3 separate regions of the Mus musculus genome follow, and regions 1 and 3 are each linked to region 2. Evidence: chromatin loops called from intact Hi-C (ENCODE). Cell type or tissue: left cerebral cortex. All regions are shown on one strand. Region 1 holds the start of Gm35992 (a long non-coding RNA gene). Region 2 has its middle 84 kb from the start of Gm35992. Region 3 overlaps Gm35992 (a long non-coding RNA gene).

Region 1 (8,000 bases), 80 kb before region 2:
ATAAATAAGTAAATCAAGAAAGAAAAAAGAAAGAAAGAAAGAAAGAAAGAAAGGAAGGAAGGAAGGAAGGAAGGAAGGAAGGAAGGAAGGAAGGAAGAACGGCTTGAAGCAAAGAACACATCACCAAGGAAGACTTTTGTTGGCTTCTCTCGGAAGCCTGAAGCCTCCCTCCAGCTATCCTACCTTGGCTGAGAAATTGCCCTTCCTCTTTGTGGGGAGGAGGAGTTGGGACCCATGCCTTCCCCTTCTCTGTCTCAAAGCTCTGCATCTCTGATCTCTTGGGAGAGTGCTAGCCTGTTGCCTCCACAGTAAGGAGACTTGGGGCCAGCAGCTGATGACTATCAGATGCACTCAACAGCACAAAGGCACACAGAGTCGCATCAGCCTGGCGTTACAGGTACAAAAGCAATCAGCTATTTTTGGAAACTGTATTTTTATGGGTAATATAATTGGAGGAGCTCCTGTTCCATTTTAAGCCTGCAGTTAACTAGGCCCTGGGGCTTGGCTGTTGCTGCAGGGGGGACTCTGATGAACAGGGCTCTCTGTGTGTGTGCCCCTCCAGATGTGAGTTCTCTGGGATAACAGCTGCAGATGCCTTGGTACAGAGGAGCTCAGAACAGTGTCTGCCTTACTACTCCAGTTTCAGTTTAAAATGCCCCCACTGCGTTCCTGGGCTCATATGTTCCCAGCTGGAGGAGCTGTTGGGGAGACTGTGGAATGTTTAGGAGGTGGGGCCTGGCTGGAGGAAGTGAGTCACTCAGGCATGGGTCTTAGGGATTCCTACCAGCCCTGCTTCTGACCCAGTGTCTTTCTCCCTCTGCTCTCTATTCCACTTGGATGTGAGCAAGCTCCTCCCACCAAGCCGTAAGCCACTCACACAGAGACTCCCTTCCCTAGCATGAGGGTCTCTGCGTGTACAACCCATATTCTGAGACAAAATGAATTCTTCCTCTATTCAGTTGCTTTCTTTAGGTGTTTTACACAGTGACAAATAACGGACGTGAGAACACTGGCCCTGGGTTGTAGGGCCATTTAGGCAATAGACATGACCACGTTCTTAGGCCTTCTGGACTGGTTTGCAAGAACAATATAGAAGCGTTGTGTGCTAGGGAAGAACCAGGGGCTATGAGAGCTGAATGGGCTTTTCTGGTGGGAGTCCAGACCAGGCAAGCATCAAAGGCCTGGGTCATGAGGTCTCAGAAGGGAGCAGGCTCCACTGGGAACTCGGCTAAAGGTCATTCATGTCATTCTGGCAAAGAATCTGGCTGTGTCTGTTCATGTTCTACAGTTTTTTTAAAAAAATTTTATGTATATGAGTACACTGTCTCTGTCTTCAGGCACACCAGAAGAGGGTATCGGATTCCATTACAGATGGTTGTGAGCCACCATGTGGTTTCTGGGAATTGAACTCAGGACCTCTGGGAGAGCAGTCCGTGCTCTTAACCGCTGAGCCATCTCTCTAGTCCCCATTGGTCTACAAATTTGAGAACATCAAATGAGGTGATTGGTTTGGGGGAAGAAAATTTGAAACAGCAAAACATTCCGACGGTGGCAGTTATTGCTCTGTGCATTTAGTGAGTGAACATTCAAAAGAGAAACTAGGGCAGAAGTACGGTTTTAAAAATGTGTTATTTGGCAAAGAGGGTAAAGAGTTTAAAGTTTCTGGACAAGGCAGTGAGGACAAAGAAAACATCTATCATTGTTAAAGAGATGACACAAACAAAAGCTGGACTTTGTACTGGGACAATAGGTAAGGTGCTTGAAGGCAGCCCCCCCCCCACTATAGACAGAACTTTAGGGCATAAAAAATGAAAATCCATTAGAAAGAAGAGTAGAAAAGATAGAACATTCAGGGTACCCTGTGGGAAAATGACTTCTTGGGAAGAGGTTTTTTCCAGGCTCTGCCAAGAAAACGCAGAGGCCACTATGGCCGTGGACTAAGGAGGCCTCCTCAGACTTCCGTCAGAACCTGGCATGGTGTGTGTGGTGCTTTCTTCATAGGCATCATGAGAGACAACAAGAAGGAAACTTGTATCGAGGCTCCAGAAAAGCTACTGAGGTCAGGCAGTGTATAGCAAGCTGTATACACTTGAGAGTGTATAGCTCCTGTAAGGAGCTCCCCAAGGAACTGCGTGCGAAGCTGTAAATGTGAAGCCTTAGGTTGCAGGGGAGACCCTGGGATATGAGGGACGCCTTCACCTAGCGAAGCTCTAAGCAAACACACGTGTGTCACGGGCAACAGAGAAGGAGGAGCGTAGGCATGCCCACGAGTGCTCAGACAGTGTCCTTGTGAGCTCTGATGCCAGACATACGGCTTCACGGGTTGGCATTTTCTCTCCTGGGTTCCTGTCTTGCTCCAGCCTGTCCTTCCCTTGTTGCACCCCAGTCCTTCCCTTTTGAAATGGAAATATGTACTCCATGCCACTGGATATGTGAGGTGTGTAACACACACTTTGATTTCCCAGAGGCTCACTGCTAAGGGAATGCTTTGAGTCTCAGAAAAGACACTTGGGCTTTTGAACAGCGTGGGAACTGTTAAGGGCTCTGGCGACTTTTGGGACTTACCAGGATGCATTGTGCATAATTAGACGGCCACAAGCCTATGGGGGCTTGGAGCGGAGTATAACGATTTGACCATGAAATGTTCCATTTGTATCATTAGGCCCCCATATGGTGGAACTGTTTGGGGAGGCTGTGGAAACCTCAAGAGGTGGAGTGTCGCCGCAGGAAGTAGATCACTGGGTGGTGGGTTTCAGGGGTTATAGAACTCCATCCTTCGTGGTTCTCTCCCTCCCTCTCCTTGGTCTACCCAGATGTAAAAGAGGTGCCACATCTGCAACCATGGGCCAGACCCATAGATGTGCCTTTCCTGCCACAACGAGCTAAATCTTCTCTAGTGTGAGGGAAATGTGCCCTTGCTCTCTCAGTTGCTGCTGGCAGTTGTAGAAGAAGGAAAGAAAGCAGTCAGAGACCACTTCTCGGGTCACACAAGGTCCCCAGATGTTCCCTCTCGTGCAAACTCCCTCATTAAGTATGAGCTTCTGTTTATGAACCTGGAATCACAGATTCCCCAATCTGTGAGGCAATCAGACTCTCATCACCTGCAAAGTAAGGGCTACCGTGTCTCATATTACACTGCCTCCCACTGCCCTCTGGACCTCAGACCATCCTCTGCCCCACCTGGTCCTCTGGACCTCATATTTCCTTCTGCCTCACATGGCCCACTTCCTCACACTGCCAGTGTTTAGGGCTCAGACAGTATAGTCTTCCCAGCTCTTCCAAAATTGCATATCTGTGAGCTAAGTGGGCGTCCTCATTATTTTTAGCACTGACAAACTAGGATGCTTGCTATGCAGCATTAGTGAACCAGGAAGATGGCGTGCTGCCTGCTACCCGGTCAAGGTCAATGACAGGAAATGCAACAAGAGCCAAGAGGCCACCTGAGCATCAAACTAGAGACATTAAACCACTAAGCCTGAAAAGGCTAACTTGGCTTGACGGCCTTGCATTCTGACTGTGACCTCATGAAAAGCCACATCTGGTGATCTGTGGCTCAGACCAGGGCAACTGAGCCATACACTTGTTCAAGTGGCTTGAAAAGTCAAGCCCCTGCTCAGGGAAGGAGCTGGCTGAGCTCCAGGATCCCATTACTCCTGGGGACTTCTGTCACATGGCCTCCACTGCAGCATACGCGTGTCCTCCAGGAAGGGCTTGTGTCTAGATCAGCAACACAAGAGCACAAGAAGGTGACAGAGGGCCGCTGGGCAGGTGGCTCAGTTGGTAAAGTGTTTGCCACATAAGCACGAAGCCCTGAGCTGGGATCCCTAGCACCTATGTGTTGTATGACAGTAATTCCGGTACTGGGGAAATCGCCAGGGCCATATAGTCTAGTTAAATGGCTGATATCTAGGTCCAATGTCCCCAAGACTAAGGCGGAGAGCGATAAAGGAGGATGATTGACATTGATCTCTGACCTCCAGATGCTCCTTAACACTGGCAGCCCCCCTACAACACATAAACACAGACATGCATATACCCAAGAAAATAATCCCTTTTAAAAGTGACAGAGGTCATGAAGCAGAAGTTTGTGGGACTCCAAAACCACTTTTCTCCCCAAAGGAGGTCATCACTGAACACTTGCCTGAGACAACTTCTACCTGCTTGGAAGCCTTCATCTCATAAACATGAATCAGGAAGCTGTACTGGGTCCTCATAGCTTCCTCTATACCGCACCCACACTGTCAATCATAGAAGCTGCAAACTGTACACACACACACACACACACACACACACACACAGAGCCTTGGCTTGCAGCCCTCTACACACAAGTCAAAGTGGGCACAGGTGCATGCCCGCATGCCCTGAGGATCATTCACTCAGAAACCAGGTTAGGGAAAAGGGAAATTTGTAAACACAACCTTAGAACAAAGAGAGTCTCAACCAATCTCAACTGTACCTTGAAGACCCCTGAGTACCACAAGCATCAGAGACCAGACAAACACCAACAGTCACTGGTAACTCCCAACCTTCCGTGTCTCTCTGCTGTTCTGTCTGCGGTTTTCATGGTTTCTTCATATAATTGCATACCATTCTTCCTATAAAGAAAATATAGTGGTAATTCCATTCCCAACCTGACCAAATCAACTTTTCAAAAAACAAATCGATAACTACTTAGGAAAGACTTGGCAACTTGCTACTGGTACTGCCGATACAATGTCAGAGCTGCCATCATGTCCAGGAAGAGCCCTGCCACATCTCTTTCAGACGTGAGATGGATGTGTCCAGTGCTTCACGTATTTGCATTTGCGGGAGTGGGAGTGGGTGGGCTTTCTTAGGTTGAGGTTCTCTGACCCTGCTTCCCTCGGCTGTGCTAAAGAGACTTCTCATGGGTGACACTGGGCGATTTCTCACAGGGACTCTTCTTGTTAGGTGGGACCAAGTCTGTTGGAGATGTGTGTGTGTGTGTGTGTGTGTGTGTGTGTAGGCATGCATGTGGGCGTGACCACACACTTGAGCTTATGCAATTTTGTGGGTGTGCCCACACACATGGACTCACAAGATTGTGTGGGTGTGCACACACATATGTGTTCTTGCAATGTGTGGGCTTGCTTCTTCTAGTGCTCTCCACTCTATGCTTTGAACCAGGGTCTCTCACCTAACTTGGAACCAGGTTTGGCAAAGCTATGTAGCAGCTGAGCTTGAAGGGAACACTGGTCTCTGTGCTCCCTCCCTCACCCCACAGGGCTAGGATTCCAGACGCACACCACTATGCCTGGCTTTTACACATGTGCTGGGGGTCTGAGTTCAGGTCCCCATGCTGGCAAAGCAACCACTTCACACACCTAACCAGGTCCCCATTCCTGAGGTCCCAAACCTCAAGTGTTCTTTTCTACAAATTCGCCTCTAAATCTGTGGTGGTTAATCTCCATTGCTAACTTGAAATGATTTTGAATCCATGGGAACATACCTGTGGGTGCGTCCCTGAGAAGTTAACCAGCAAGGAAGCCCCCCTCTAGATGTGGGTGGCACCGTCTCTTGGGTCCTACACTCAATCAAAAGGAGAAACCAGGCTTAGCATTGGCGTCTCTCTGCTCTGTGACTACAGCTGTGACGTGACCGGCTGCCTCAAGCTCTTGCCACTGTCCCTTCCCTGTTATAAGATTGTACCCTCAAACTATAAACTGAAATAATCTTCTCTTTCAGCTTCCCTTGTCACTGGTACCAGCTGTGAGTGACCTCTGGCAGTGATGCCAGCCCCTTGGGTATATGCTGACATGTACTGGAAAAGACAGCATAGCTCCCTAAAAACCATAGACCTTAGAATCCTTACCTGGCAGTTTGAAACCAAAGAGATGGGGTGAGGAGGTGTGGTGGGAGTGAAGGGTGGGCAGTTTTGTTCTTTGATACAGGCTCAGACCTCTTCTCACAGCAAGCATGCCCACTGCGTCCCTCAGTGGTGCACAGCTGGGGGTCCAGGCAGTGGCACTTCCAAGGCACAGGTCTTGAGGAAGCATACGACCAGCACAGGGGCAGCTTGGCAGTTGCTGAGAGCTAGCAGTGTGAAGGTCTGGATTAGCAATCCTGCTCCCAGGTGTTTTATGTGTGTGTTTGTTTGTTTGTCTGTTTGTTTGTTTTTCTAGAGACACAGAGTGTACGCTCACCAAGTACCTGGGGTGTCTTCAGTCAGGGTTTCTATTCCTGCACAAACATCATGACTAAGAAGCAAGTTGGGGAGGAAAGGGTTTATTCAGCTTATACTTCCACATTGCTGTTCATCAATAAAAGAAGTCAGGACTAGAACTCAAGCAGGTCAGGAAGCAGGAGCTGATGCAGAGGTCATGGAGGAATGTTACTTACTGGCTTGCTTCTCCTGGCTTGCTCTGCTTGCTTTCCCAGGACTACCAGCCCAGGGATGGCACCACCCACAATGGGCCCTCCCCACTTGATCACTAATTGAGACAATGCCTTGCAGCTGGATCTCATGGAGGCATTTCCTCAAGGGAGGCTCCTTTCTCTGTGAGAACTCCAGCTGTGTCAAGTTGACACACAAAACCAGCCAGTACCTGGGGTGAGCATAGTAGCAACTCCAGTTGTGACCATAGTACACTGGGAACGTCCAGGGCCTTTGTAGCCGAAAGGCTGAACTCACTACAACACACTATGTCTCGTCCACAGAGGAGACCCAACAGAAGCAGGCCTGTGGCAGGAATCCTCACTCCCACCCTGGGCTGGTGCTGGGAACATAAAGGAGTGTCTTTTCGCCTAGAAAGATGGGGCACTGAGAGCAAAGAAAGGAGTCCATCTGAGTCCAGTTTGTCACACCAGTGAGTTTAATGGTATTCCTTACAGGAACATGGCTGACTTTTGGAGACCCATATCACTGAAAATCTCAGCCCAGCATAGGTGACAAATCATGAAAGCTATGTCACCAGAACACCCTGGGCAGCTTTATTGGCGGTTACATTCCTGAAGCGATTCCCTCACCCTGGCTTCATATTGTTTGCCTCTTACCTAACTTCTTGGGGGAGAGGGACATCCTGGAAATCTCCTGAAGGCTCAGGAGCTGCCCCCTGTCTGACAAGCTTAATAGCATCTCCTGAGGGTTTCCGGTGAGTGACCACAGAGGCTCTTACTCAAGACAGCCACTGTCATGTGTGCCTCCAGGGTGCTGTCCTGCTGGGTTCCGGTGCTGTATCACTGGGGATAGCAGCTGTGGATGGAGGGCTGAGCAGTGCCTCCAGGGCTTGGGAGGAAGTGAATAATGACATGGGGTCGGTCATGGGCGTCAGAGACCACAAGACATCCAGGGCCGTGACTGGGTGACCATACACTCTTGTGTCTTAATAGTTATAGACCAGCACAGAGAAAATGAATATGACCACAGGGTTACAGCAAGTGGGAATCTCTCATCTCACTCTCTCCTTCAGGGGAGCATGGACTTCTCAGTGACTCACTTAGAAGCATCCACTGGTGGGAGGGGGGATGGGCATGAGCCTATGGTCAATGGGCAGGGACAAGCCCAAGGGACCACAAGGAGTAGGCCTGCAGAGTCCCAGGACCTGGGAGGAGAAAGGGGTCCTGATGTCTGATAAGTGCAAAGACTTCCTGAAGCTCTCTGGTAAGGAGTGATTTCCCCCCCCCCCTTCCCAAGTATCCAACTTCCTAGTTTCCTAGGTGATGTGTAGTGGTCAGGCCAGGGTACTGAGGCCAGGGGGCTGGGCTCTGAGAGGTGAAAACTTGCTGTAGACAGAGCCCTGTGAAATACTGGCAAAACTCTGATCATCTGAAGGCAAGGTGGAATGACCAGGGTCCCCAGGGTGTAGTCCTCCTTGCTCTGGACTCCTGGTTGCCTTCCCACTAGATTCTCGCCCTGCTCCCCAGGAGGGCATGCCAGAAGCATCTGGCATGGGATGGTCAGGTGACTCCTAATGAAGGAGAACCTGCACTTACTGGACAGAAACCCCTCAGCCTGAATGTAGGCACAATCGGAGGAAACCAGA
Region 2 (8,000 bases):
CTCCCCCAGCTCTTTGCCACTGTCTTAGCCAGCCTTCAGCACTGTCTGGGGGCTGTTCCAGACTGGAGGCTGGATGTTCCTGTTTCAGCAGAGATCACAGAGAGATGGCATGCAAGGTGCCACCAAGGCCCCCAAATGGGGCCTGCATGGAGTTGGGAAGGAGGCTGCTCTGCCTTCCAAACAGCACGGTCACATTTTCCCAGGAAGTTTTATAAAGAGTTTGGGAAGATGTGGTTATTTCTTCCTAAAATTGCCCAGAGTCCTAATTATAAGACACAGAGTTCGTCTCAGTTCCCTGAAACGTTATGAAAGAGCTAAATGAATGTCAGGCTTCCTTTTATAAAAAGAAACGAGAAAAGAGTATGCAGATTAAAGAGAAAAAACCCAAGCAGAGGAAATGAGCTAAAGACACTGGCAGGCGCTGGGGGTGCAGACACACCAGGGCGCACAGCTGGTGGAGCAGAGAAGGCGAGAAAATGCAGTCCTGGAAAGAGAGCCCTTCCTTCCATGTTGCTTTTCTGGATGTAACAAAATACCTGACCAAAGCAACTTTAGGAAGAAGTGGCTGTTGGCTTTGGCTCACAGTATGAGGAGATACAGCGCAACCAGGATCAGAAAGACAGCTGGTCACATTGTAACCAGTTAGGAAGCCAAGAGCAAGGCTCACAGTATGAGGAGATACAGCGCAACAAGGATCAGAAAGACAGCTGGTCACATTGTAACCAGTTAGGAAGCCAAGAGCAAGGGATGCCAACAGCTGGCTGTCTCTGTTTAATTCAGTGCAAGACCCCAGTCTGTGGGATGGTGCCACCCACATTTATGCTAGATGATCTCCTATCTTAATTAACCCAACCTGGAAAAGTCTCTCACAGACACCCCCACAGGCTTGACTCCTGTGTGATTCTTGCTCCTATCAAGGTGGCAGTCATCATTGATCATCATAGCTCCAGTGATCTGGGATCTGCTAGTGGTCAGCTGCTTTAGAATGTCACCCCTTCCTGATACTGGGAATATATGCGCGCCCAGTCCCACTCTGCCTGAGACATCCTGTGGTTGAACCTGTGGTAGACATGTTCCTGGCTCCTCCCTCACCTATACCCAATTAGACTAATTCTACTTGACTTCTTGGACAAGTTCCTCCCTCAGTTGGCCCTGACTCTGCCTTTGGCTTTTGCTCTTCCTCTCCAATCTGCCCTGGGCCAAGTCAACCCCTCTTGGAGTTTAAACAACAGAAATCTGCACCAATGTCTAGCCCATCTCCCAAGAGCATTGGTAACCTCCCATGCCTAGTCTACAGCTCTACAGAACACACTCCAGACACCCATCACATCTGCCATCTTGCTTGGGTGCTGCTGCAACCATCTGAGGCCAACCTCTGATGGCTCTGACCTAGGAGGAACATTAAGACCATAGGCTGACACTTATCACCGGGTGGTTATGCATGATCAGTCAATAAAATGAACGTAAGTCCCTCGACAGACTCCTTTCTACGTGGATTCTTCCTCAAGTACCTTTCTATCTTTCCACCCTCTCCACATCCATGGACACCAAGCTGGCCATTCCCGTTTATCTCCCACTGGGCTGAGACAAAAACCAGGACAGTGTTAATTCTCAAGTATGTTTGATGACTCCAGGAACGTTGACAAGGGCCTTAAGATTCATCCCCTTATTGGCAGGATGGGCGGATGGGTTGGGGGAAGAAAGCTGGAGCTTTCAGAGACCTGGGGATTCTTGTATTCTACAAAAACGTGGCAGAACAGAGGTCCAGTCCGGCCACACTGGCACCAAGATGTCACAGAAGGACATCCAGACTGCTATTGGCTATTGTCATCCAAAAGGACAGGAGCAAAACAAATCCTAACCCTTTGCTCCATTGGGGCAGGAAGGCTCTGGTTGCTGGGGCAATGCCGAAAAGATTCCACATGTAGTTCTGATGTCTGGTGTCATGGAGGCATTGAGCCACTAAGAGGACAAAACTACATCCTGGGACCAGAAGCTCCCTTCAGGTGAGGGAGGAGACCACCCACTGAACATTTCTGTCCCAAGGGGAGTCAGCCATTGCCTCCGTGAGGTAGACTCTTTTCAAGGAAGTCATAGTTTAGGAAGTCCTGAAGTCATAGCCTTTTGTTAAGGAACTTTGATTTCCTTGGGGCTTTGATTTGTTCTGTTGGACACATGAACTCCACAAGAGACAGACAAATGCATTTACTTTATAAATGATAGCTTACCTGTGTGAGGGTATTTAATTATCTCATTGATAAAATTAAGAATTTGATTTATCCAACTTGAATTAGTGCAACAATAGATGACTTGTCCTGCAAGCTTCATTGAATGTCACATTTATCTCCAAGACAGTTTTGGGAAGACAGATTCCTGGATAAATAACTTCATTCTCCAAGTCATCTTCTTCCTGGAACCCCTGGGTGCTGAGGATTCCCCCCTCTTTCCACAGCCTGGATTTGTCACTTTTACCTCCTGCCACTGTGAGTTCTGAAAAGCCCAGGTGCATAGTGGCACAAAGCAAGAGGACCTAGTTTGGGGAGTTTGGGGTATGTGACTGAGGTATTGTGGCCCTGCCTCAGCCTCGCCTTCAGTTCCACAGGAAGGCTGTATCTAAGCCAAACACGCCTCCAGCCCCTATACATCCCCATAGCTCCCCGCACTCAGCCCCCCATCCCACACACTCTCACACTAACCCCGCCCCCTCCCATGGGCACACTTCAGATATGTTCACACTCAGTCGCACATACCCTCTGCAGACAAGTTCATGCACACTCATACACACAAGGGTATGACTGTCACAGTCCCTGTGAGCAGCATGCCCAGCTGCTGCCCTGGGGGATCTGCTTTGCTGCCACATTCAAGTGGTTCCATCAGAGATGTTGATGACTTCATAGCCCTCACATGACTGCCCTCCTGTGTTTCCTTGGTACCGATGCTGGGATACTTAAGACTGTTTCTGGGCCACCAGTCCAAGTCAAATGTGGGATCTCTGATTATGCTTCTCCCAGCTGCCCAAGGGTCTCCATCTCCTCTGCTCTGAGATACTCAAGAGAGACTTCAGAAGGATCAGTCCAGCTCTGCCACTTAACAGACATCCCCCACCCTCACACACTCTCTTTGTACCACATCCCCCTGTTACAGTTCTCTGTTTCCCTGGTCTTACTACAATCACTCCCAATGGATCCTTCGAAAAACTCAGGGAAACCAACAGAGGCTGAGACTGAAGCGAGCCTAGCATCGCTCACTCTGTCCTGGGAAGGGACATAGGCTGCCAAGGCAAGAGCTTGTAGCTATAATAGCCAGTAGCTGACATGTTGGAGTGGGTCTGCAGGGATGCCCCAGGACATTGCCATAGTTGGGCTGATTCACTTGGAATGATTGAGAACAGAGAAAACCCAACTGTGAAGTCACTAACCAAAATTGCCATTTAAGAAATGCTAGATCCTCAGTGTCCAAGAAGGTGGAAGGGGGCCCTGTGGAAAAGCACTAGAGGCACAAGCTCCCATTCAGGAGACAACTCAATAGGAACAGTTCTGAGCCTTGAGTGTGACTGTGCTGTCCCACCCGAAGAAGGAATTCACAACGCAAACCAAACCACACTCCCAGAGATGTGAACAGCAGGAATCGTAACAGAGAAGAGATAAAAATACGGTGGCAGCCCCTTCATTTGGAGGATTGTTAAATAAGCGAAGCAGCTGGTGCAGGAACTCAAAAACCCATTTTTAGGCAATATTAACAGGAAAGCTCCACTGTAGGTAGGGGAAGCTGTTGCAGGCATGCACTGCTGTGGCCTGTTTGTCCCTTGCTGGGGAAGAACCCAGGGCATCATATAAGCTAAGCAAGCACTACGTCCATTGAGCCATCCCTCAGCCCAAGAACAGACTTAGGAGCCTAAAAAAGTACATGGAGAAGGGGGTAGCTGCTGAGCGCAGAATGCAGTCTGAATAGGCAGGCAGCCACAGCTATGGCAAGGGTGTAAGAGAAGGTAAAAATCTCTCAGAGCCAGACACAGAGGAGCTCAGAGCCTGGGACCCAGCAGGGCTGTCCTCAGAGTCAGACACAAAGGAGTTCAGAGTCTGGGACTCAGCAGGGCTGCTCCTGTGGACCCTGAGTCCCTGAGGTCAGCTCAGATCAACCCCATCACTGCCTTTGCATTTACCTGGATCCCACTAGGATTCCTCAAGGTCACTCTAGTAGTGTGGCATCAGAGCCTGCTTGGTGTGCAGGGCAGTTTTATGAATGCTTCAGGACCTGTCCCCAGGAGCCCGACCTTACCTCAGTGCAGTCATCCCACTGGCTGCTGCCCACTGTCAGAGTACACACGTAAGGACATGGAGGCCTAGTGGTAGCACTGGAATCAAAAGATAGTGATTCATAGCCATTACCCAGCCCTGAGCCTGGAGGTCTAGAGCAGCACCCCTCAAGCAAGAGATCCCAGACTCGATCAATCGACATTGCCAATGCCAAGGGTCCCAAACAAGTCCAGCTGTGGTTGAAGCCTCAGTTCTCAGACCGCCACACCAGCCTCAGAGCCTTCGACTTACCACATCCCCCTCTTATAGCATAGTTGCTCTTCTGGCCATGTTCAGTCTACAAAAGCCCAGCCAACCGCACACTTAAGACACATGTACTCTTTTTCTCCATTAAATTACTTCAGTAAAAAGGTTTTTTAAATGCTACATTTCAAGACAATTTTCTCAAGGAAGGCCTTTTAAGCAGCTGCTTTGAGCCCTCAACTCTTTCCCCTGAAGCATCGGGCATAACAGCCTTGGACCTCATTAAAATCAGAAAGACATATATAAAGAATAATGTTCCTTTATGGCAATTTGTTGGGCAGTATTAAAGTGCACATGAGGCTCTCTAGAACAGATGTAAGTTCTCAAGATACCCTGGGAAGATGCAACCTCAGCGACATAACAGGGCATCGTGTTGTCCAGGAAAGGAGACACGGGCAGAAAGCCGGTCTAGTTTGCTTTTTAATTGCCGTGGTGAACATCATGACCAAAAACAACTTGGTGAAGAAAGGGTTTATTCACCAATCAAAGAAAACACATGGTGGGACTCGTGGCTCGAGCTGCATATGTAGCAGAGGATGACCTAGTTGATCATCAATGGGAAGAGAGGCCCTAGGTCCTGGGAAGGTTCAATGCCCCAGTATAGGGGAATGCCTGGGCCAGGAAGTGGGCGTGGGTGGGTTGGGGAGCAGGGGGATGGGGGAGAGGATAGGTGATTTTCAGAGGGGAAACTAGGAAAGGGGATAACATTTGAAATGTAAATAAAGAAAATATCTAATAAAAAAATTTTAAAAAGAGCCGGACAATGGTGGCACATGCGTTTAGTACCAGCACTTGGGAGGCAGAGGCAGACAGATCTCTGAGTTCATGGCCAGCCTGGTCTACAGAATGAGTTCCAGGAAAGCCAGGGCTGCATAGAGAAACCCTGTTTCGAAAAACCAAAATAATAAATAAATAAATAAATAAATAAATAAACAAACAAACAAACAAATAAATAAATAAATAAAAGGGTTTATTTCAGTTTAGAGTTTACAATAAAGGGAAGTCAAGAACCTGGAGACATGAACTGAAGCAGAGACGGTGGAAGGATCACTAAGCTTACCGGCTTAGTCCCATGGCTTCCTCATCTGGCTTTATATAAATCGGCACCACCTTGCCTGGGCGTGGCAGCACTGACAGTGGACCAGGCTTTCCTACATTAATCATTAGGCCAATCTGATGGAGATGTCTTCTTACTTAAGGCTCCCTCTTTGCAAGTGGCTCTGGTTTGCTTTAAGCCAACCAGCACACAGAATCAGATGTTCTGAGCCGAACAGCAGGAAAATCCAATTGCTGATGTTAGCTGGGGACTGGGGAAAAAGCCAGGGTCTAGCCTACACCACCTCTTCTTGCCTTGCTATATACTCTCCGGAGAGAATCTAACTTTAGAAAGACTCCTAGACCATGAATATCAAAGCCTCTCAGATGTGAGGCATTTTCTCATAGACAGTCCCGAATCCCAGGGTGGAGGTGGCCAGTGGCCACTCAGTGACCCAAGCACCCATGGGAGTGGAACAGGGCTAAGGCGGTGTCAGACAGCTCCTCAACACTCTTCCAGCCACAAGCCCTTCCAGACGATGTTCTCAGGCCTTGCTATAGTTTACAGGCAACTATAAGGCAGGTGGAGAGAGTCTTGCCCGCTCTATCCCAGCTTTAACACGCTTACACCCGACATAGGGGCTTCAACTTAAAATTTTTTTAAAGCCCCCCAAAAAAATAATAATAAAGTGAAGGAAAATTCCAGCTTGAAATTTTTCTAATAAACTGCTCACAGCTTGAAACACAGCCGCCGTTAACTTTGGCAGAAGTCCCTACCAACCCTTCCCAGACCATCAGTGCATAAACACAATGTAATATAGTGATTCAATTTTCTAAAGAATTGGTTAGCAATTAAACAGGATAGTTGAGAACAGATATTAAATTCCAGAGAGAATTGCCATTTCAACTTTAACTTTTTCTGAGTAACAAAAGGGGAATAAAAGAACAGCAAGGAAGTTTCTCTGGCATCTCAGTGAGAAAATTATAAAAATTGAGGTCAAGTGCCCTTTGGGATTCTTTAGATGAATCCATGACCTTGATATCACCGACATCACTTGATAGACAGCATCAAGGGTATGAGAGCTGTCATGCGTGGAGTTCAGCATTTTGTGTTTCCTTTTTACCCTGGTTACCAGTTCTGGGATAGCCAAGGAATTCTTGGTCCATTGCTTATGGGTCATTGGAAGGATCAATTGTTCTCAACAGATGGCTGCAGTCATTCCATTCATCTACTGTAGGGCAAACGCACTCCTCAGGAGAGTCATCCCTCCCAGATATATGCTTGTTTCCCCTAACAACAGTCAATGAGTGCCTTTGCCTTGAATGGCCATGTGCGGAATGCACACTTAGAGGACACTAGACAATAAAGGGAGAGGGGACCATGGGAGAGAGGACCACGGGAGGGCTTTGGCTGCTGGCAATCCACATTTCAAGTCTAGAAGCCAGAGAACTTCAGAGGAGCTCTGGGGGAACCATGGGTGGGAGCCCTGGGACCATAGGTAGGGCCTAAGTAAACCCTAGATAGAGCCTCAGAGGTGGCAGGTGGGACCCCAGGAACTGCAGGTGGATCTTGGGAACCAAGGGTGTGACTCATAAGAACTCCAGGTGCTATCTCTCAAGAAGCCACAGCTGGCACCTGAGGGAACTGTGGGGGACTTCAGGGAACTTCTGTGAGGAATCACAGAGAGATGTTAGCCCCTGGGCATGCCTGTAAGGAGAAGCTATTTATTAACAGGCTGGGTTCATTGATATGACAAAACTTAACTGTAAGCACCATCTTTCTATGATCTGGAGTTTTGAAGGGAATACAAAGGAAAGATCAAGCTGGGTATAAGCATCCACCGCTCTCTGCTTCTTCCTTGCACATGCAGTGTGATCAAGTGTCTCCTTCCCTGCAGGTGCAATGTGACCAGGTGTTTCCTTCCCTGCAGGTACAATGTGACCAGGTGTCTCCTTCTCTGCAGGTACAATGTGACCAGGAGTCTCCAACTTCTGCCACCATGTCTTGTCTGCTTGCTGGACTGTACCCTCAAACTGAGAGTCAAAATAAATCTCTAAAGTTGCTTTTTATTTACATTTTTATTTATTTTTGTTTGTGTCAGGACTCACTATGTAGCCTTAGATGACCTGGAACTTTGCTAGGTAAACCAGGTTGACTTTAAACTCTCAGAGATCCATCTGCCACTGAGACCTGCATGTTGGGATTAAAAGTAAGTGCCACTAAATTTGGCTTTAAGTTGCTTTGAAATATTTATTGATATTTATTTACCTGTGTGTGTGTGTGTGTGTGTGTGTGTGTGTGTGTGTGTGTGTGTGTATGTGTGTGTGTGTCTTTACTTGAAACTCCCAGAAGAGAGCACCCTGGAGCTAAATTTCTAGGTGGTTGTGAACTTCCTAATATGGGAG
Region 3 (8,000 bases), 93 kb before region 2:
GCTGAAGCCTTTGATAAACACACTTAAAATTGCTGAAGGGCACCGACTATCAAAGTGAAACCAAGGGATCAAGATTCTGGACCGAGCTGCTGAAGAAACAGCTCAGCAGTCAAGAGCACTTCCTGCTTGTCTCAAGAACCTGGGTTCAGTTCCCAGCACCTACATGGAGACTCGCAACTGCTCATGACTACAGATCCTGGGGATCTAATGCCTCTGACCTCTGAGGTACCAGAAAATACATGGATAACAGGCATAGAGTAAAAAGGTTTTGTGGCAGATCGTTTTTAAAAAGCACAACAGGGGCTGACAAGATAGCTTAGAAGGTAAGGTGCATGCTCCAAGTCTGATGATCTACATCCAATTCATGGGACCTGCATGGTGGAAGGAGAGAACCAACTACCCACAGTTGTCCTCTGACCTCAAGTGTACCATGGCATGCATACAACCACTCATCAACACCTCTGTACCCCCCCCCCCACACACACACAGAGTAAATAAATACAAAAGAGTAAGTTCAACATATATGCAATCAGAGCCCTGGGGAGGAGATAGGGCAGGGAGATTAATCGAACAAAGCAGTATGAATGCTTACCAGCCCAGAACTTGCCAAATACCAAATTCTCTGTCTCAGTTCGCTTTCTTCTGTTGTGATAAACACCACGACCTAAAGCAACTGGGGGGAGGGGGAGGGGGAGGGTTTCTTTCATCTTACACCTTACTGTCCATCACGAAGGGGAGCCAAGCGGAACCTGGAGGCAGGAATTGAAGCGGAGGCCATAGAGGAACGCCATTTACTGGCCCACACGGCTTCTTCCACCTGATTTCTTATACCACCCACTGCCCAAGAGAGGTGCTGCACCAGTGGTCTGGGCCCTTCCACATCCATAATTAATCAAGAAAATGTCCCTCAGATTTGCCTACAGGCTAGGCTTATGGGGAATTGTCTCACTTGAGAGGTCTTCTTGTCACAGATGACCCTAGCATATATCAAGTTGACAAAAAACCAAAACCAAAGCAAACCAAAAACCAAATATGTGCATTAATCAAAACTGTGAAAACTTACAGACCTCAAGAAAAATAAGTTTAAGAAATCTAAAGCTAGATATACCACAGTGAAGTTCCCCAAAAAGACCAAACCAGACACACACACACACACACACACACACACACACACACACACACACACCTTAATGTCACACAGTGAGATGACTACAATAGAGAAACAAATGTGAAGAGCCTGTGACAGCAAGAGTGCGGGCGAGCTGTGGCTCTCTCCTCTCTCCATTGTTGGAGAGGATGTATAATGATATACAATGGTAGAGCTGCTAGGAATAGCAATATGTTGGCTCTTCCAGAAATTAAAAGTGTGTTTGCCATGTAATTCCGAAATTCTGTCTTCAGGTATATCCTCTGAAACAATGGGGGAAATTGCCCCAAGAAGATCTGTGCACACTGGTGTCTACAGCAACATTGTGTACAACTGCTCAAAAATGGAGTCGTCTCAGGTGTCTGGTGGGGGAACAGACAACCAAAATTCCATCTGTTCATACACAGAGCTATAGAGCAGCCTTGGAAGGGACAGGGGACATTCTGAGATGTACCAAAGTACTGGTGGACCCCAAGAACACAGTCACAGAAGGACAAAAACCGAGTTCAGTCGTGAGGGTCCTGATGGAGTCAAAGCTGGAGAAGACAGGAGTCAGAGCAGTAGGTGCTAGGGGAGCATGCAGAGGCAGGGGGTTGGTGGGATTGGGGCAGAGATGGCTGAACTGTGTGCCAGCAACATCCAAGGTGGTATAGTGTATACATCCAGTCTGAGACGGTGTTGGGAAGAAATTTGGATGAGAGAAGAGGAGAGGAGATTATTTAAAACAAAAACAAAAACAAATGAACTTGACAGCTGCTTTCTCAGCAGAAAACATAGAAACCAGAGGACAATAAGTAATTGCGGCCACTCAAGTGCTAAGAAAAATAATTACAAACTTAGAATTCTATGCCTGTGACAACATCATCTAAAAACCAAGGTAAACCAGGGGGATTTTCAATTAAACTTTGAGAAAATTTGCAGCCACAACACATGAAGTAACGGTAATGCATGAGAGAAGTCTCCTGCAGGAGCGAAACGATCCGTGATGGAGCTTTGAATGAGGAAGTGGCAAGTGCCCAGGTCGGTCTGGGTGAACACTGAGTGCTTAGAACAGTGTGTATGTGTGCACATGCATGCATACATGTATGTGTTGTATGGATGTGTGCTGGTATGTGTGCATAGGTTTGTGTGTAGGTGTGTACACTTATGCACTCGAATACAGAGGATGGACAATAACTGTGTATATGTGTGTGTTGCATGTATGTTTGTGTGCTGGTATGTGTGCATAGGTGTGTATAGGTGTGTGCACCTATGCACTCGAATACAGAGGACAGAGGATAACTTTGAATGTCCTCCTCTATTGCTCTCTTCCTTATTCCCTGAGGACAGGGTTCCACTTAACCTAGAACTTTCCCTTTTCTGGCTAGGCTAGCTGGCCAGCACACCTTTGTGATCTCCCTGACTCTGCCTGACGTCTCAGCCCCAAAGCTCGGGCCACAGGAACCCACAGCCATGCCCTGCTGTCTACCTGAGAGCTCAGATTGAATCCAGGCTTGTGCTTGCATGGCATGCAGGCTTACCCAAGGAGCCATCTTTTCACACACACACACACACACACACACACACACACACACACACACACTCCCCTATTTATTTTTAGCATATAAAACTATACTTACATAAAATAAATATTGAAGTGTTCTATTGTATATGATAATTGCATGCTATATAGATGTGTATTTTATTTCACAGTTTTTCTTTCAGAATTCTATAACTGAAGAATGCGTTTCTCCCATCTTAGAGGCTGTGAAGCTCTCCCGAAAGAAACTAAAGGAGTATGGGGGTAAGGAACTGATAGAGAGGAAAACAGAATGTAAAGAAGAAGCCTGGTACTAAGGCAAAGAAGAAAAAGATGAAAAACAAATGAAGCAAAGCCAGAAAGAAAAGGAGACAGATACAAATGCCAGAACGCGAGTAGTACTTATCATCCCTGCAGCTGCTGGTTCTCACAGGGTTGATCCGGAATTCCTGCCCTTCATGACAAAAATAAGCAAAAAGCCTAAGGGTGTGGCTCAGTGCATCAAGGAGCACTGGCCTAGCCTGCAGAAAGCCCTGGGTTAGACCCTTCCCTGCACAGGGTGGCCAGGAGCACACGACTTGAACAAGCCATTGACAAAGGGTCCAGCCAACCTAATGAGTCTGTGGTGGAGAGGCAGAGAGAAGACCCACTTTCACCGTTCACTGACGTGGGCAGAGCTTGCCGCCTCAGGAGTGCAGTGAGGCTTATTCAGGAGCCCTTCTACAGTGACTTCCTCCCAGTGTCACACCCAGCAGAGTGACACATATGAACGCCATCAATGTTTCTGCAGCAGGATTGCTTCATGGTAGCATCCAGGTTCCAAGCTCCATCAGGCTCTGCTGCCAACACGCTCAGGAGGGCAGCTCTCACACAGGCTGTAGACACTGCAAAGTTTTTCTCAGAAGGAGCCCACAGAGAGTTTCTGAGCCAAGGATAGTTCTTCTAAAAGACCCAGGCCCTTGGTTACCCAGAAAAACTCTTTATTGGAGCTGGTCACCCCATATACACCCAGTGAGCCATACTCTGACATGTTGGCAATATTCTGTGTAGAAGTTAAATTTTACCGAAGGAGTTTATTTAAAAACATTAAGAGAGGTCAAGAGTTGTTTTAGGGCTGTGGTCATTTAATTGCAGATATTCCAGGAAATTCCTCATTAAAAAACACGGGCTGGAGGAAGATGTGGTAACCACGTTAAGACATGGCTCCAGATAGCCCAGTGGTGGCGCCTGAGGGTCAGAGTGAGCATGCCACAGGGATACTTCACAAGCTTCAGGGTTAGGGCTACCCACCCCACTCTAGACAACTCTGACCACAAGTGCAACCCCATGGCAGGCAGGAGAACTCATCTTGTTCCAGAGGAGTGGCTTATCTAAGGAACACTCCTTGTGGGAGCTCAGTGTTGTTAGTGGTCCTGGGCATGTGGGTGGGTTTATTTTATTATTTGTGTGTCTGAACTTGCTAGCCAGTCTGCCTTGAGGAGACCAAACAGTCCAGATGAGCTGGAAGTCAAGTCCAACTTGGCCTTGGATAAGATCAGGGATATGAATCGAATGCCTAGGCCTCTTTGGAAGATGGGAATACTGGCTGGGGTAAGCAGAGCTTCCCTAACTCACCTTCTAGAATGAGCCACATCCTCTATGAAGGTACCAGGAGGAGTAGAGCATCCAAGTGGGGGTGCCCCAACATACTGGGGTTGGACTTAGACCTCCCTCCCTGGCTGCAGAAACCCTAAGGAGGGCAATTCTTTTTCTCCATCTCAGCCATTTAGCAGGTCTAAGCCTATTCTCCTGGAATGGGAAAGTAAGGTGAAACTAGCCCTGACCCCAGGAGCCACTTGGTCATAGAGAAATCCCTAGACCCGAGTCAGCAGCTTTGTCTTAGGGTCTGGGGCCCTGTTTCCTCATCATGACTCAGCCACAGTCCCTCTTTTGACAAGGAGAGGCCTGGACTGCTGAGCTCCTTGGAGACTCTGAACTCTGAGCACTAAAGCCACAGCATCTTAGGAATCCCATCAGTTCCTGGTTCCCACTCCTGGTTCGTACCTCCTGTGAGTGGGCCCCTTTGCGTCTGTGTCTGATTCTTATTGGCAGAGTAAAAAATACATTTGGGACATCAAGCATCTCATGGTTTTCTCAGTTTGAGCATGGGCAAGTGCTGAGAGTGCCAGTTCCAGGATGCCAGGATGCCCTCAGGCTAATGGTAGTGCCTGTGAGGGAAGTGCTCCCCAGGCCAGACAATCACAGCTTCAGTGGAATGGCTTATGGAAGCTTCAGATGCGACAGTACTCACTCAGTGTGCTTATTGGTGGTGTGGCCCTAATCAATTATGCAGCTAATCCATCTGGCTGCTCAGTAATGGTTCTGTTCTACACGTTAGAGACCCTTCATTCAACAGAACAATGAGGAGTGACAGCGATCACTCTCAACTGCTTAACCACCTCTCTAATACCATTCTAGTTTTTTTCATGAAAATTATCTTTTTAAATTAATTAATTAATTAATTTTTGAGACAGGGTCTCTCTATATAGCTTAAAATTCACTGTTAGACCAGGCTTCCTCAAGCTCATAGAGATTCACCTGTGTTTACTCCTCATGTTTTGGATTAAAAAAGCATGCACCGCTATTATGTGTTTCTTGTTGTTTGTTTGTTGAGTTTTAAAAACAGGGTGTCACTGTGTAGCCCAACACTTATTTTCTTAATATTTACCATTTTTATCACTTCCTAAAGCTGCTTTCTTCTTATCTTTTTATTGTGCCATTAGTGCATTTTAAAGTGTAGGCACCTTCCACTGGCTCGTTCATGGTCATGATGTGTGTTGAGGGGTCTCTCAGCTTCATGTCTACAAAGTGGAGGACAGTCTTCACTCTGCTTTTTTTAATGCATCAATGTGTAAACCTCTCAGACCAAGTGTCTCCATGGAAACCATCTTTATGCCTCCATTGAGAGTACATTTCTTCTGCAAACATAAGATAAAATGTGTCAAGTGAACTATATCTATTTATGGTTCTTCTGAATGTTTTACCATATTTAGTTTCTGCAAAATTGTAAGACTTCTCAATTTAATTCCTTTCTGGTACAGAGTATAAATTTATCCCATTAAAAATAGGTGCTCTCTTGAGAGATTTCCCCCACAAACTAAGATATACCAAAGGAAAGCCACAAAAATCTCAAATTTAAATCTTATACACAAGAGAGATTTCATCTATGCAATATGATCTGTTCTTCCTTTGAATTTGTGCCATTTACATTTAATATAATTACTGTAAAGTCTTGCTATTTATTTTCTGTTTGTCCCATCTGTTTTTGTCTTCTTTTTTATGCATCAAGTGTATGTATGTGTGTATGTGTGTTTGAGAGAGGGGGGGAGGGAGGGGACAGACAGACAGACAGACAGAGATAGAGAGACGAAGAATGACTAACTTTATAGCCCAGGATGGTCTTAAACTTGTTTACCTTTCAGGTACCCGATTTCTAGGGTTACAGGCTTATACTACCACACCCAGATTCAAATACTATTTAAAGTTATTCTAAACATAAATTTTATGCTTTTCTCTTAGAGGCTGCCCAAAGACTCTTCCATGCATTCTCTTGATGTAGTGCATCAACTTTTTAACAGCAGTGGTACCACACACAGAGCAGTGCTGGCTATGAAGGTGCCCTGAAGAACCATGAGGACATGATGGAGGGAGAGTTGTGTTGGAGGGCAGTCTCAGCCACTGCACTTGTAGGTCCTCTATAGCATCATGCTAAGGCCACAGTCGCTGTCACAGGATGTCCAGCCAAGGAAAAGCATGGAAGAAGGACACAGTTAACTTATTCCTGCCCCGTAGAATCCCCTTGAAAGGTGATCCTAATGCAAGGCTCCCTGTAGCCTGAAGGAGACAGTCAAGATGATCTCATTGCTGTGCAGTCTGGGCTCCTCAACCCCACCCTCTCCCCTTTCCTCTCCTTCCATGGGTAGCAGCCAGCATCATGGTTCAAAGCGCTATTCACCTGCTCTGCTACCCTCCCTGACCCTTCACAGCTGTGTCCCCAGCAAACCTTCTGCAGGTCAGTGTCTGTTACTTTGTTGGTGGGAGGTTCCCAAGCCTGACGCACATGCTCCTTGCTGCTGCTGGCATGTTAGTAAGTATCCTTTATACTGAATCTTTACAAGTCACCCCTTCTTCAGTCCAAGGAACATGGCTTTTGTGTTTTACTGTTTCTTTTTTTCTTTCTTTTTAAAAAGATTTATTTATTATTATATGTAAGTACACTGTAGCTGTCTTCAGACACACCAGAAGAGGGAGTCAGATCTTGTTACAGATGGTTGTGAGCCACCATGTGGTTGCTGGGATTTGAACTCTGGACCTTCGGAAGAGCAGTCGGGTGCTCTTACCCACTGAGCCATCTCACCAGCCCCAGTTTTACTGTTTCTTGAACTGAGTTTTCCAACAAATTCTGTGCTTTCTCTGAACACAGTTGCTTTTGCCTAAACTAAATGAAACAAATAAACAAAAACAGTTTAAAATTACATTTAAGACAGAGACAGAGACAGAGACAGAGACAGAGAGAGAGAGAGAGACCAAAGGGTATGTGCAGAGGTCAGAGGACACAGTTTGGCACTAAGTTCTCTCCTCCTATCTGTGGGTCCTGGGGATAGAACTCAGCCTGTCAGGCTTGGTAGCAGTCACCTTCACTTACTAAACCATCTCCCCCCTTCTTTCTGATTTTGACCAATTTTTTTTTTTCTTCACACAGACTTTTAGGTTAGTAGAGTCCTCCCCAGCCTCTTTCTTCAAAGCATCTGTCATGGTCTGTGGTCTTGAGGATACAGCTATTACCCAGCACTTCTGCTTCTCTGACACACACTCCCTCCCCCTCCCCCCTCCCCTCCCCCCTCCCCTCCCCCCTCCCCTCCCTCCCTCCCTCTGTCTTCCTTCCCTTCTCCCTCCTCTCCTCTCTTTTCCTCTCCTCTCTTTTCCTTTCCTCTCTCAGATTACAAACTCTTGTGCCACAGTTTCTTGTTTATTTTTAAATCCACCAAATGAATTTCTTAGATTCAGATATTGTGGCTTTTAGTTCTTGGAGGTCTATATGACTTTTAAAGATCTTTGTCATTTGAAATCCTTAAGATTCTATTTTCTATATTTCCCTACTTAACATATTTAACATAGTTGCTTAAAATTTTCACTTGCTAACTGATACTTGAATCAGTCATAAATCCAATTTTCTTTCCCGTGGAGGGAAAAAACTTACAAAGGAACCTTAAGTAATATATTCCCTCAGGAATTTGAAGTTTCTAGGGCACTTTCCTATTTGGGAGGAATTACATCTTTTCCATTTTCTTCCTG

What was found. Hi-C counts contacts between places; a loop is a spot of excess contacts. Peaks named below come from ENCODE experiments on the same cell type or tissue, not always from the same donor. Only the 100,000 strongest peaks of a DNase experiment are listed, where the experiment ranks them.
Region 1: it touches region 2 in a loop (2.5-fold over the local background); 2 of 42 quality-filtered maps call a loop at or near these places.
Region 3: it touches region 2 in a loop (2.0-fold over the local background); 2 of 42 quality-filtered maps call a loop at or near these places.

Annotation. Positions count from the first base shown.
Region 1 is chr1:92,372,006-92,380,005 of GRCm38, reverse strand. Gm35992 (a long non-coding RNA gene) reads right to left here and starts at 449. Exons shown (of 3, transcript XR_387273.1): 1 at 184-449. In left cerebral cortex, no CTCF peak of the experiment used is centred here; DNase peaks (open chromatin) are centred at 683, 2,425 and 3,312; H3K4me3 peaks cover 129 bases; H3K27ac peaks cover 3,991 bases.
Region 2 is chr1:92,291,675-92,299,674 of GRCm38, reverse strand. No RefSeq gene overlaps it. Among named protein-coding and RNA genes, the nearest start is that of Gm35992, 84 kb to the left of the region's middle. In left cerebral cortex, no CTCF peak of the experiment used is centred here; DNase peaks (open chromatin) are centred at 392, 3,656 and 3,931; H3K27ac peaks cover 1,532 bases.
Region 3 is chr1:92,384,619-92,392,618 of GRCm38, reverse strand. The region is part of intron 2 of Gm35992 (a long non-coding RNA gene); the gene reads right to left. Among named protein-coding and RNA genes, the nearest start is that of Gm35992, 9.1 kb to the right of the region's middle. In left cerebral cortex, no CTCF peak of the experiment used is centred here; DNase peaks (open chromatin) are centred at 3,157 and 5,591; H3K27ac peaks cover 884 bases.